2 separate regions of the Homo sapiens genome follow, and region 1 is linked to region 2. A link is an interaction called in ENCODE POLR2A ChIA-PET data of the cell type or tissue named here. Cell type or tissue: A673. All regions are shown on one strand. Each heading gives the region's core, and the rest is flanking DNA. Links, peaks and the distances in the headings are about the cores only.

Region 1 (5,367 bases), core at 171-5,170, 880 kb after region 2:
TAGCGGTAGCACTTGATGATGCTCAAAATGATGATTGTCAAAAGAAATATAAAAGACACTGTGCTTAATGCTATTATTAGATAAAGGGTAATTTCAGAGTATGTCCGAGGGCTCTTAACATGCCTCTGAGTGTCAGGGAGGATTTTGGAAACCCTATCCACCACAGCTACTGTAATGGCCACAGAGGCTGATAGTGATGGCTCTCCATTATCTCGGACCACCACGGTCAGGTTGAAAGTGCTACCACTCTCATCTCCCATCTTCCTGGTAGTCCTAATTTCTCCTGTGTGCAGCTCTACCTTAAAGAGGTCCAGGTCAGAAGTCTGGGCTAGATGGTAAAAAAGCCAAGCATTTTGCCCAGAGTCTGAGTCCATAGCTATGACTTTGGTGACCAGGTAGCCAGCAGGGGCAGTTCGAGGCACCATCTCGAAGGCTGCTGACGAGTTGGTTGAGGTAGGGTACAGAATGTGAGGGGCATGGTCATTCATGTCCACCACATATACGTTGGCAGTCACAGTGCTGCTCAGTGGTGGGCTCCCCTTGTCCTGAGCCTCCACAGTCACAAAGAACTCCCGAAACTTCTCATAGTCAAAGGAGTTGACAGCATAAAGGCTGCCACTGGCACTGTTAATGGAGACATAGGAGGTGACTGGCAGCCCTTGAATCTCCCTCTCCAGAAGGGAGTAGGTCACCTCTGCATTCTCCTTTTCATCTGGGTCTGTGGCTTGCACAGTACAGAGCAACACACCTGGCAAATTGTTCTCCTGTATGTAGATGGAATAGGAGTCCTCCAGGAAGCTTGGTGGATTGTCATTGATGTCAGAGATCTCAACCTTCAGTGTACGCAGGGATGTGAGCTGCGGTATTCCCCCATCTGTGGCTGTCACCGTGATGTTGTAGACAGCCACCCGCTCTCGGTCCAGTGGGCCGCTCACCACCAGTGTATAGGAGTTTCCAAAGCCATTCAGTCGGAAAGGCAGTGTGGCCTCCAGACCCAGGCTCACTTTCCGGTTGGGGCCTGAGTCTTGGTCATTGACACTGAGAACGGCCACAATGGTGTTGGGTGTAGCATTCTCAGGCACTGGGCTATACAGGTCCGTGAGCACCACCTCTGGGGCATTGTCATTCACGTCCACGATGTCCACCAGCACCTTGCAGTGACCTGCCATGGGCACTGGACCCCGGTCAGTCGCCTGCACATAGATCTGGTAGGAGGAGGCTTCCTCATAATCCAGCCCCCCAATTACTCGCACTTCCCCGGTACTGGCATCTATGCTGAAGAGCTGCCTCTCCCGGTCCGACGTGTAGCTGCTCAAGGAGTACCTGAGCTCACCATTGGAGCCCTCATCCGGGTCTGAGGCATTCAGCTTCACCACCAATGTGCCTGGGGGTGAGTCCTCCCGTAGCTGGACGCGATAAGTGGACTGGTCAAAGGCAGGAGAGTTGTCGTTAGTGTCCAGGACACGCACAGAGATCTGTGCCGTACCCGAGCGGGCTGGGATGCCCCCATCCACGGCTGTGAGAACCAGGTGGTGCAAGGCTGCCTGCTCCCGGTCTAGGCCCTTACGCAGCACCAGCTCAAGCACTTTACTGTTCTCCTGCAGGGGCTTAAGGTCCAGCTCGAAGTGCTCGCTGGGGCTGAGCTCGTAGGTCTGTACTGAGTTGGCGCCCACGTCGGGGTCCTGCGCACTCTCTATGTGAAAGCGCGCTCCAGGCGCCACCGATTCGCTTACCTGAAGCTGGTAGTTGGGCCGCGGGAAACGCGGTGAGTTGTCGTTGATGTCCAATATTTCCACCTCAACGGCGCTCACCGCCACGGGGTTGTGCGCCAGCACTTCCAAGCTGAGCAGGCAGCGAGGCCGCTGCTCACACAGCGCCTCCCGATCAATGCGCTCGTTGACGAAGAGCGCTCCACTCGTCAGGTCCAGCTCCAGGTAGCGCGGACTGGGCGCACCCAGATGGTTGATGCGCAAGCAACCCGGCCCCAAGCGCCGCAGCTCAAGCCCCAGCGCGCGAGCCACGTTGCCCACGAGCGCGCCGGGTGCCTGCTCCTCTGGCACAGAGTATCGCAGCTGGGAGGCCGCAGGGCCAGGTAGCAGCAGCAGCAACAGCAGCAGGAGAGGCAGTAGCAGCAGCCAGGGCATGGGCCGCCGGAGCCGTGGATGCTCTGTCGCCGCAGGTCTGGTGCCCGCCTGCTCCATAGCCACTGGCCGCGGCGGAGGCAGCCGGGCAGGGCCGGAGGCGGCAGCTTCCCCAGCCGTGCCCCACGCCCGGGCCCCGCCTCCGCTCGTGCCACCCTGCGCCTGCTCCCCCACCGCTCACGCTCTAGAAAGCGCCTGGGGCCGCTCCCTCCGTAGGCCCTCCCAAGGGCTCCTGGCCCCACCGTCCTCGCTGACTCCCCATATTCCAGCTCCTCCGCTCGCCTCCGAGTCGCTCAACCCGGCTCGGCTTCCTGCTGCTGCTGCCGCTACAGCTCCAGGGGGAGGGAAAAGGAAACAGAAGGGAAGACAGAGGGGGAGGGGGAAAGGGAGCGGTAGGAGGGCTCAGCAAGTCCTGCTCTGATTCCGCGCCGAAGTGGCGGACAGCGAACCCGGACTGCTCAGCCTCTCCAGCCCCATCTCCTTCACCCTGGACCTGCCGGATCCCAGCGGACCGCAGGAACACGGCCACTCCCTTTCTCCCTACCCCCACTGTCCAGTTCATCCAGTCTCCACCGTCTCTCCCCTGCTTAACGGGTCTTTAAGGAGATTAGTCTGGGAAAAGCAGTCAAGCCCCTAGAAGTCTGGCTATCAGCTCCCCAGGAAAAGATCTCCAAGCGCAATTCAGGAAAATAAACTGAGGGGCCTTAGCTAAGTATGGGCACCCAGGCGGCGGATCTAACATTAAAAGGAAACAACGCAGGGGGAGGCGCTCTGGGGTTACTGGCGATGGGAACTATTCACCTGACTCCCACATCTTCCCTGGACACTCTTAAGTACTGCAGAAAGTGCTCAACTCCTAGGGCAAAAGGAGGGGGATGGCAAATGCTGCCCTCTTTCCGGGAGCAAGCCTAAAACCAGCATCCTGGGATCCAAGACTCAATTCTGCTCTCGGCCAAGTGGCCCTTATTTTCAGTGTGTGCCTTGGCAAATAACCAATATTTAAATGTTTAAAATGCTCTGTTTAAAAAAATAGTCTCCATGAAGCTGTAGGCAAATCTATTATTTGACCCATTTTGGCGACAATGGGGAAAATCTGGTAAAATTTTTAAAGAGATTCTTCTCTCAAGCTTTTTCTAATCTTGCTTCAAATCTTTTACATTTATCACCCAAGACATTTTCTTTCAAGAGTAATTTAAAATTTTTTCTTTAATGGATGACAATGTCTTCAAGAGTCTGCAAAACCATTAAATCAAGAGCGTTACTGTTGATCTCCTAAGCCAGGCTGGAATTTGGATTCCATTAATGCTTTGCAGTTAAAAAAAAAAAAAAATCTGCTGTCATTAAGCAAAATGTGGGAGTCTGGGATTTATCTTACAATAACCAGCAATTTCAATGACTGCAGCTTATCTTCCTTAAATATAAGACTCCTTAGACTTCTGTTCTTCTGTGTCCCCAAGTTTCCTCTTGTACTGCTATAGAGGCAACACAGAGACAACAAATTCACTTCAGTAAAAGAGAAGGTAGAAGGATCAGAGGAAATCTTTCCATGCTGTGTCATTGCCTCTGCTGCTCAGTTCTGAATATTCACTCTTCCCAGGTTCTCACATTTCTTCCACAGGAATTTGAAATCTATTGCCTCATGTGCAAAAAAAGCACTCACTAAAACGTCCTTTCTCTTCATCTCCCAGTATTCTGTCATCTGTAGATCTTCCTCTATGGGTCATTTTCTAGCTATGGACTGGAACAAAGTCAGAGTGAGACCTGACATTTGGCATGCTTCCCTCCTAGAGCGGACAGTTAAAGGAGCCAAGGTTGTGATCCTGACACCCAGAATTCAAAGGCCTGAACTAGCACATCCCTTCGTTCCACCAACCAAGCACACTCACTATCAATGCTCCACTACCTAGCCAGTGTTATTCCAGAGAAGCGCCCAGCCTCCTATCACTGCTGCTTCTTATTTGTCCTCTTTGTTTCCTCAAGGGTACAGAGTAGGAAGCAATTTTCATCAAAATCTATTCCTGTCTCCTTTCTTGGGTCTCTGGCTTCTTCCTCTTCTCTCTGCATCCTCCCCAAACATCCCTACAATAATTCTGTCTCAGTTTGCTGTGGTAATTTGATCTCGGAGGCCTTAATCTCTCAAGTGCACAAATTGTGGACCTGGCCTGTGTCCTCACCCATTACTTGTTTCTGAAAATAAATGGCTTATAAGTGGAATCAAGTTGTAAGTTGTCATGAAAAGTGATCTTTCCTCCCCTTATCTCCTCCCAGCCCTCCAAGTCGCTGCCATCTCTGCACGCAGCTCAGAGACCTGGCCACTGGGTATTGACCAGGCATAGACCTGTGACTGTGAAAAAATCATAGGCACTTAAGGAAGAGATTACAGTGGCAGAGGCTTGGTAATTTTTTAATGGAAGCCCCCAAATGTCATGTCTTGGGAGAAAAACCAGGACTCTCCTTTCAGCACTCTTGTCATCTTCCAGCAAGGACACCTGCCAGGTTGTCCATTATGCTGTTTTAGGCCTTGTAGGTATTTAGCTCCAGCTAGAATTTACTGCCTTAATTATTAAGGAGTCAAATATAAAGCCAACACAATCAGCCTCATTTTGAAAGACATTGTACTAAAGAGATGGTATACTCTATTTGGCACTATAATGATTTCGTTCCTCACACCATTATACTGAGGCTCCTGCCAACCTTACTAGTTGTTAGAATGTGATTGCTCAGACTGTTGTTAATTACCCTTTCTACAAATATTAACACTAATGCCTTGACCACACCATTATGCATTCCTTTCCTTGGACCTTCAAGAGCTCTCTATTAAAAAGTAGAACACAGTAATTAGGAATATAGACTTTGGAGTCAGTCACACTCCTGCCAGTGACTAACTGTTTGGCTATGGACATGTTACTTAGCCTAAGCTTCACTTTACTCATTTTAATTAAGGAAAACAATAGTAAGCAAAACTCATACGGTTATTATTATGATTACATGAGAAAATGTATGTAAAGCAATTTGCACAGTGACTAGTTAAGTACATTATTGTTGTTGTTGCTGTCGTCATGAAATACAACAATTTATTATCATCAGATAAAACCTTAGTTGGCAGTCTATATGTAGCATGGCCCTTTAGATATCAAACACGGATAAACACATTTAACTATGCCATATAGGAAATCAACCATGATAGGGAAGATGCGTATGCAACAAAGTTAAGCTTTCCCAATTA
Region 2 (5,367 bases), core at 153-5,152:
AGGAGTTCGAAACCAGCCTGGCCAACATGGGGAAACCCCATCTCTACTAAAAATATCAAAATTAGCTGGGCACGGTGGTGCGCACCTGTAATCCCAGCTACTTGGGAGGCTGAGGCAGGAGAATCATTTGAACCCGGGAGGCAGAGGTTGCAGTGAGCCGAGATTGTGCCACTGCACTCTAGCCTGGACAGCAGAGCAAGACTCCATCTCGGAAAACAAACAAAAGAATGGTCCCCACTTTCCATCAAACTTGGAGTCAGAGAGACCTACGTTAGAAATTTGGCTGTACTTATTTCTAGTGGCATGACCTTGGGTAGGTGGCTGAGCCTCAGTTTCTTCCTCTGTAAGGTGGGGATAATAGTGCTTACCATCACCAAAGGTTATTGTGGGGCTTCAATGAGATAATTTGTCCACTTTTTTATTTATCACACGTCTAACACCTACTAAGTGGCAGGCACTGTCTCAGGTGCTAGCATTATGGTGCTGAATAAGACAGGCATGATGCCTACTCTCTCTCTCTGGGAACTTGCATTCTAGAGGAAAAGACAGACAATAAACAAATAAATGAGATAATTATAGATTGTGTTAAAGTGCTGTGAAGGAAACAAACAGTGGGACAAGAAGGAGGATAACTGGAGGTGGGGGAGGGGAGGGGGCTGCTTTACCCAGCCAGGGAAGCTTCCCTGAGGAAACCTGAAGGTTGGCCAGTGTACTCCAGCCTGGGCAACAAGGTGAGACCCTGTCTCAAAAAAGAGAAAAAAAAAAATAACCCTGAAGTTTTAGAGCTTGGCAAAGAACATTCCAGATACAAGGAAACTGCAGGGAAATTGCCTTCAAAGGCCCTGAAGTGGGAGAAAAGAGCATAGCCACAGTACTCTAAGATGCTAAGATTCCTCAGGGCAGTTACCTGGGTTTCTTTTCTTCTAACCTTCTGGGCAAAGTGAGTAGAAATGGAGGGGAGTTGGCCGGGTGTGGTGGCTCACGCCTGTAATCTCAGCACTTTCGGAGGCTGAGGCGGGCAGTTCGAGACCAGCCTGATCAACATGGAAAAACCTCGTCTCTACTAAAAAAAAAAATACAGCCGGGTGCGGTGGCTCACGCCTGTAATCCCAGCACTTTGGGAGGCCGATGCGGGCGGATCACGAGGTCAGGAGATCAAGACCATCCTGGCTAACATGGTGAAACCCCGTCTCTATTAAAAATACAAAAAAATTAGCCAGGCTTGGTGGCGGGCGCCTGTGGTCCCAGCTACTCGGGAGGCTGAGGCAGGAGAATGGCGTGAACCCGGAAGGCGGAGCTTGCAGTAAGCCGAGATTGCGCCACTGCACTCCAGCCTGGGTGACAGAGCGAGACTCCGTCTCAAAACAAACAAACAAACAAACAAAAAAATTAGCCGAGCATGGTGGCGCATGCCAGTAATCCCAGCTACTCGGGAGGCTGAGGCAGGAGAATCGCTTGAACCTGGGAGGCGGAAGTTGCGGTGAGCCGAGATCACACCATTGCACTCCTGTCTGGGCAACAAGATTGAATCTCGGTCTCAAGAAAAAAGAAAAAAATGGAGGGGAGTTTCCATCCTGCTGGGCCAAACCCCTTCCCCTCCAACCCCATCCCCTGGAGTAATATTGGGGAGATGTGGGCTTCATCAGTCAGCCCATCTGTCCAGCTTAATCTTCCACCTGTTCTATAGCTGCCCCCAACCCCCCTCCCAGTTTCAGGACAGGTCTCAGCCCGCTATTTTCCCAGTGGGTTCTGGGGTTCCTAGTCCTCTTGGGCAGGCGGGGCAGGTTAGGGCCCCTCCAGAATCTGCCATTACAGATCCTGGATGAAACAGAATTTAGTATCTGACCTGCAGGGGCCAAGGGGTGGATGTTTCCCAGATGAAGATGACCAAGGGGTTTAGGGGCTTAGGCCTTTTAGAGTTTCCCCCTTGGCCTGGGTCTCACTTCAAGGAGGCGGCCTGGATCCCTGTCTGATTCCCCCTCAAAGAATGCTTCCTGTAACATGGATACATTTCACACACAGCCGCCCGCCCCTGCTGCAGAGCGCACACAGCTCCTCTCACACACACTCACCATCCAGCTGCACCGTGCGTCTCCATGGCAACCAGTAGGCCTGGTCCACGGATGTTAGAAATAAGTGCCAGAGGAAGAGGAGAGAGAGAGGGAGAGGGAGAAGGGAGAAAGAGAAATAAAGAGACTTAGAAAGATAACCTCCCAAGGAGAGCCCTACCCTTTCCTTACAACCCTGCCAGGAAGACGTGAGTGGATTCGGGCCCTGAGGACGGAGGAGCTCAGGGTGGGGACTAAGCAGTAGATTAGGGGCTGTCTGGACACAGGTAACGGGGCACAGTGGGCAGTAAGGAGTGGGCAGAATCAAGGGAACTTTCTTGACAGTCTGTAGTCTTGGGATAGGAATACTTGGTCTAGGTGAAAAAGGCAGATGGGGGTGGGTGGGTAGGGGTGGAAGACTTGGGGAAGCTACTTTCTCTTCTTCCTGGCCTAATTGGCTGTTCGGGCCGAAACCACCTCTTAGTCACTTAGTCTAATCAGAATTGTTCCGGAGAAGACAGTCGGGGAGGGGAAGGAGAAGCAGGGGTGTGAAGGGGGAGGGTGGGTGGAGACAAAGCTGGGTGAAGGTGGGGGTGGGAGTTCCTTCTACCACCTGCCATCCATCCTATCGCCACCCAGTGGATGGGGTGGGCTGTGACTATACAGGCTGATGGGTCTCTCTAACAGCCTCCCAGCTGCCACTAGCACCCCTTCACGCCCACTTGCTTTTTACTCTGCCCCTTCTCGTCTGTCTCCATGTATCTCTGTCTCTAGCTCTAGCTCTCACTCTCACTCTCTCCTGGTCACCCTGTCTAGCTCCTCACCTTCCTTTCTCCCCTTCCTGGGAGTCTCCTGACCTCTGGCCACCAATATTTGTGTATGGAACAGATAAAGGATATAGGATTGCTAATCTAGGCCAATCCACTGGTGAGTGGAGGAGGAGCAGGGGGAGGGGATTATACTGAAAGGAGCCCTGTCTTTGGGGAGAAAGAGAGAGTAGGGTGGACGCTGGCCTGGCACGACTCCCCTCCACATACCCACACAGGTCAGGGTGTGTGTGTGTGTGTGAGTTTGGTCTGGAGCTGGACGGGCTGACTGTCTCAGACAAGTTACTTAACCTCTCTGTGCATCACTTTTTCTAACTATGAGATGAGGATAATACATTCCAAAAATGCAGTGTGGATTTAAGGTGAGAATGCACGTAAGTTGCTTAGCATGGTATATTGTAAGGGCTCAATAAATGGCAGCTTTTATCATCACTCCAGACTCTTGTCCTTTCTCCGGGGTCCTTCTGGAGCCAGGACAGCTGCATCTTCCAATCCCCTCCTCCTGCCACTGCTTCTCCATTCTTGGGGGCCCAAATTGCCTCTCAGTTCCTGGACCCATCCCCCTTGCCTGGCTCCCAGGGCTACTCACTATGGTGTCCCCGTGTAGGGGATGAGGCTGGGATCCTGCCCTCTGCCCACAAGGTCTGGAGGGACACACTTCTTCAGTTTAGGGTCTGTTTTTCCCTTCTCTGCAGGCCTCAGAGGGGAGGAAAGGGGACAGCCATAAATGATGTAGGGGAAGCGTACTTGCTGAGGGGGACAATAAGGGATGAGCAGCGTCCAGAAACCTAAATATTTCATGGGGCTGCAGCGCTGGGAAGGGCAAAGTCCCTGAGCTGTGTTTGTGCATATGCGCTTGACTCCATGTGGCTTGGAGCTGTTCCATATGCCCAATGCCCTCCTTACCCCCCAACCCTCAAAATGCTACACTCAGGAAAGCTGCTCTCGTGAACCCTTTCCTGGCCAAGATCCCTCCAAAACCTTCCCAGCACATGTATATTTCATTTCTTATAGCTGTAGTGGTTCCTACGGCTTTTAGGCTGTATGTTTACACAGTCATGTCTTTTTTTTGCCCCTGTGTTCAATGTCCCCCCCTCCGTAGGGACAAAAAAAGGCATGACTCCCAAGGACTGGTACCCTTAACCCTCATTCCCTCTGCCTTATCAGGAGACCCCAGTAGCTGGAAAAAGCTGGTGGGTTGGGAGCAGAGGCAGAGGTTGGGGTGGTAGGGAGGAGGTCGAGGTCTCCCGAATTTATGTCTCTGTCACGGTTGACTAAGGAGGAAGGTGTCCAGCAGAACAGGTGGGAATGAGGGGGACAGCATCCGAGTCTAGTGGCTTCCATGCCCCCTGCTTGCAGATGAGCTGGGGGACTGTCTCTGTCAAACCTCTGTCTTAGGGTAGTTCCTGTAGGGCTGCTGCCTATGACCCTTTCCTGACAACATATCTAAGTAAGGGAATAGAAGGTGTCCCTTTCAATCTTGGTCACAGGCCCCCCTTGTCCCTTTCCTTGACCGTATTCCAATCTATGATTATTTAATCTTTTTGAGCCTTCAATTTCTGCCTCTTCCCACTAGAATAAAAGTTTGCAGGAGGCCAGAACGTTGTTTAACTTATTTACCACCACCGAAAATATTTGTTGCATGAATGAGTGAATGGAAGGAATTCTGCTTAGAGATTCTGTAGCCAGAGCAAGATAAGGGAGGGAGAAGGAGGGCAGGCTCCAGATGAGTAGGGCTGTAGGTGAGAACTGTGGTGAAAAGGGGGAAAGAGGGTTAGATGGTGAAGAGAGTGGGTGGGATGGGTTGGGAGGGACAATGGGGAAGAGGAGAGACCTGGGATGGAAGCAGATGGAGCTAGAACCAGGAGGCATGGACTTTAGGGGAAGGGATTCAGGTGCCCAGAGGCACCAGAGGCAGGGGCTTTGGGTAGGAGGAGGGCAAACCTGGAATAGGGAGTCAAGGACAGAGTGTGTCCTTGGCAAGGGCAAGGGGAAACCTGAAATTCAGGTCCGGGGCCACAGTGAGTAGAGTGCAGGGACCCACCAAGAGCAGCTGAGTCATAAGGATTTCCCAGGGCCTGCTGGTACCACCAATGTCCCTACAACTCACTCTCATCCCCAGATCTCCTCCCCTTGTCCTTCTAAGCCCATAAACAGGAAATGCCCCAGGCTGGGCTGGCCAGGCCGCCCTTATAGAAAGAGCCAGGGATCCTCCTCTGGCTGGGAAGGAGGCAAAGCCACAGGGGCTCCTGACCCTTTGATTACCCATGCTCTACCCAGGGAGGCTCCTTCGGAAGCCTCCGTCTTCCCAAATCAAAGGTGATGGCAATATTAACTCATTAGCACTAAGCCCCTAGAGGAAGCTGGATTTGAGGGGTAATCTTTTCACAGGGCCTCACCTTGTTCCTTGGCCCTCTCCTCAGCCCAGGGGCTTCCTGAGAAGGCAGACAAGGGACAGGCGAGATAGCCTGGAGGCTGGGGGGTGGGGAGAT

The links. ChIA-PET counts read pairs that join two places held together with the same protein. Peaks named below come from ENCODE experiments on the same cell type or tissue, not always from the same donor. Only the 100,000 strongest peaks of a DNase experiment are listed, where the experiment ranks them.
Region 1: POLR2A ChIA-PET joins it to region 2 with 10 read pairs; 3 of 35 experiments call an interaction of 5 or more read pairs at or near these places.

Annotation. Positions count from the first base shown.
Region 1 is chr5:140,963,601-140,968,967 of GRCh38, reverse strand. All of the region lies in intron 1 of PCDHA1 (protocadherin alpha 1), which reads right to left. All of the region lies in intron 1 of PCDHA2 (protocadherin alpha 2), which reads right to left. All of the region lies in intron 1 of PCDHA3 (protocadherin alpha 3), which reads right to left. All of the region lies in intron 1 of PCDHA4 (protocadherin alpha 4), which reads right to left. It also overlaps PCDHA5, PCDHA6, PCDHA7, PCDHA8, PCDHA9 and PCDHA10, and 6 more genes. In A673, for the core only: no CTCF peak of the experiment used is centred there; a DNase peak (open chromatin) is centred at 2,457; H3K4me3 peaks cover 1,842 bases; H3K27ac peaks cover 1,254 bases.
Region 2 is chr5:141,842,957-141,848,323 of GRCh38, reverse strand. No RefSeq gene overlaps it. Among named protein-coding and RNA genes, the nearest start is that of PCDH1, 33 kb to the left of the region's middle. RefSeq lists an enhancer at 727-1,548 and a silencer at 1,926-2,220. In A673, for the core only: a CTCF peak has its summit at 2,710 (motif pointing left); a DNase peak (open chromatin) is centred at 2,093.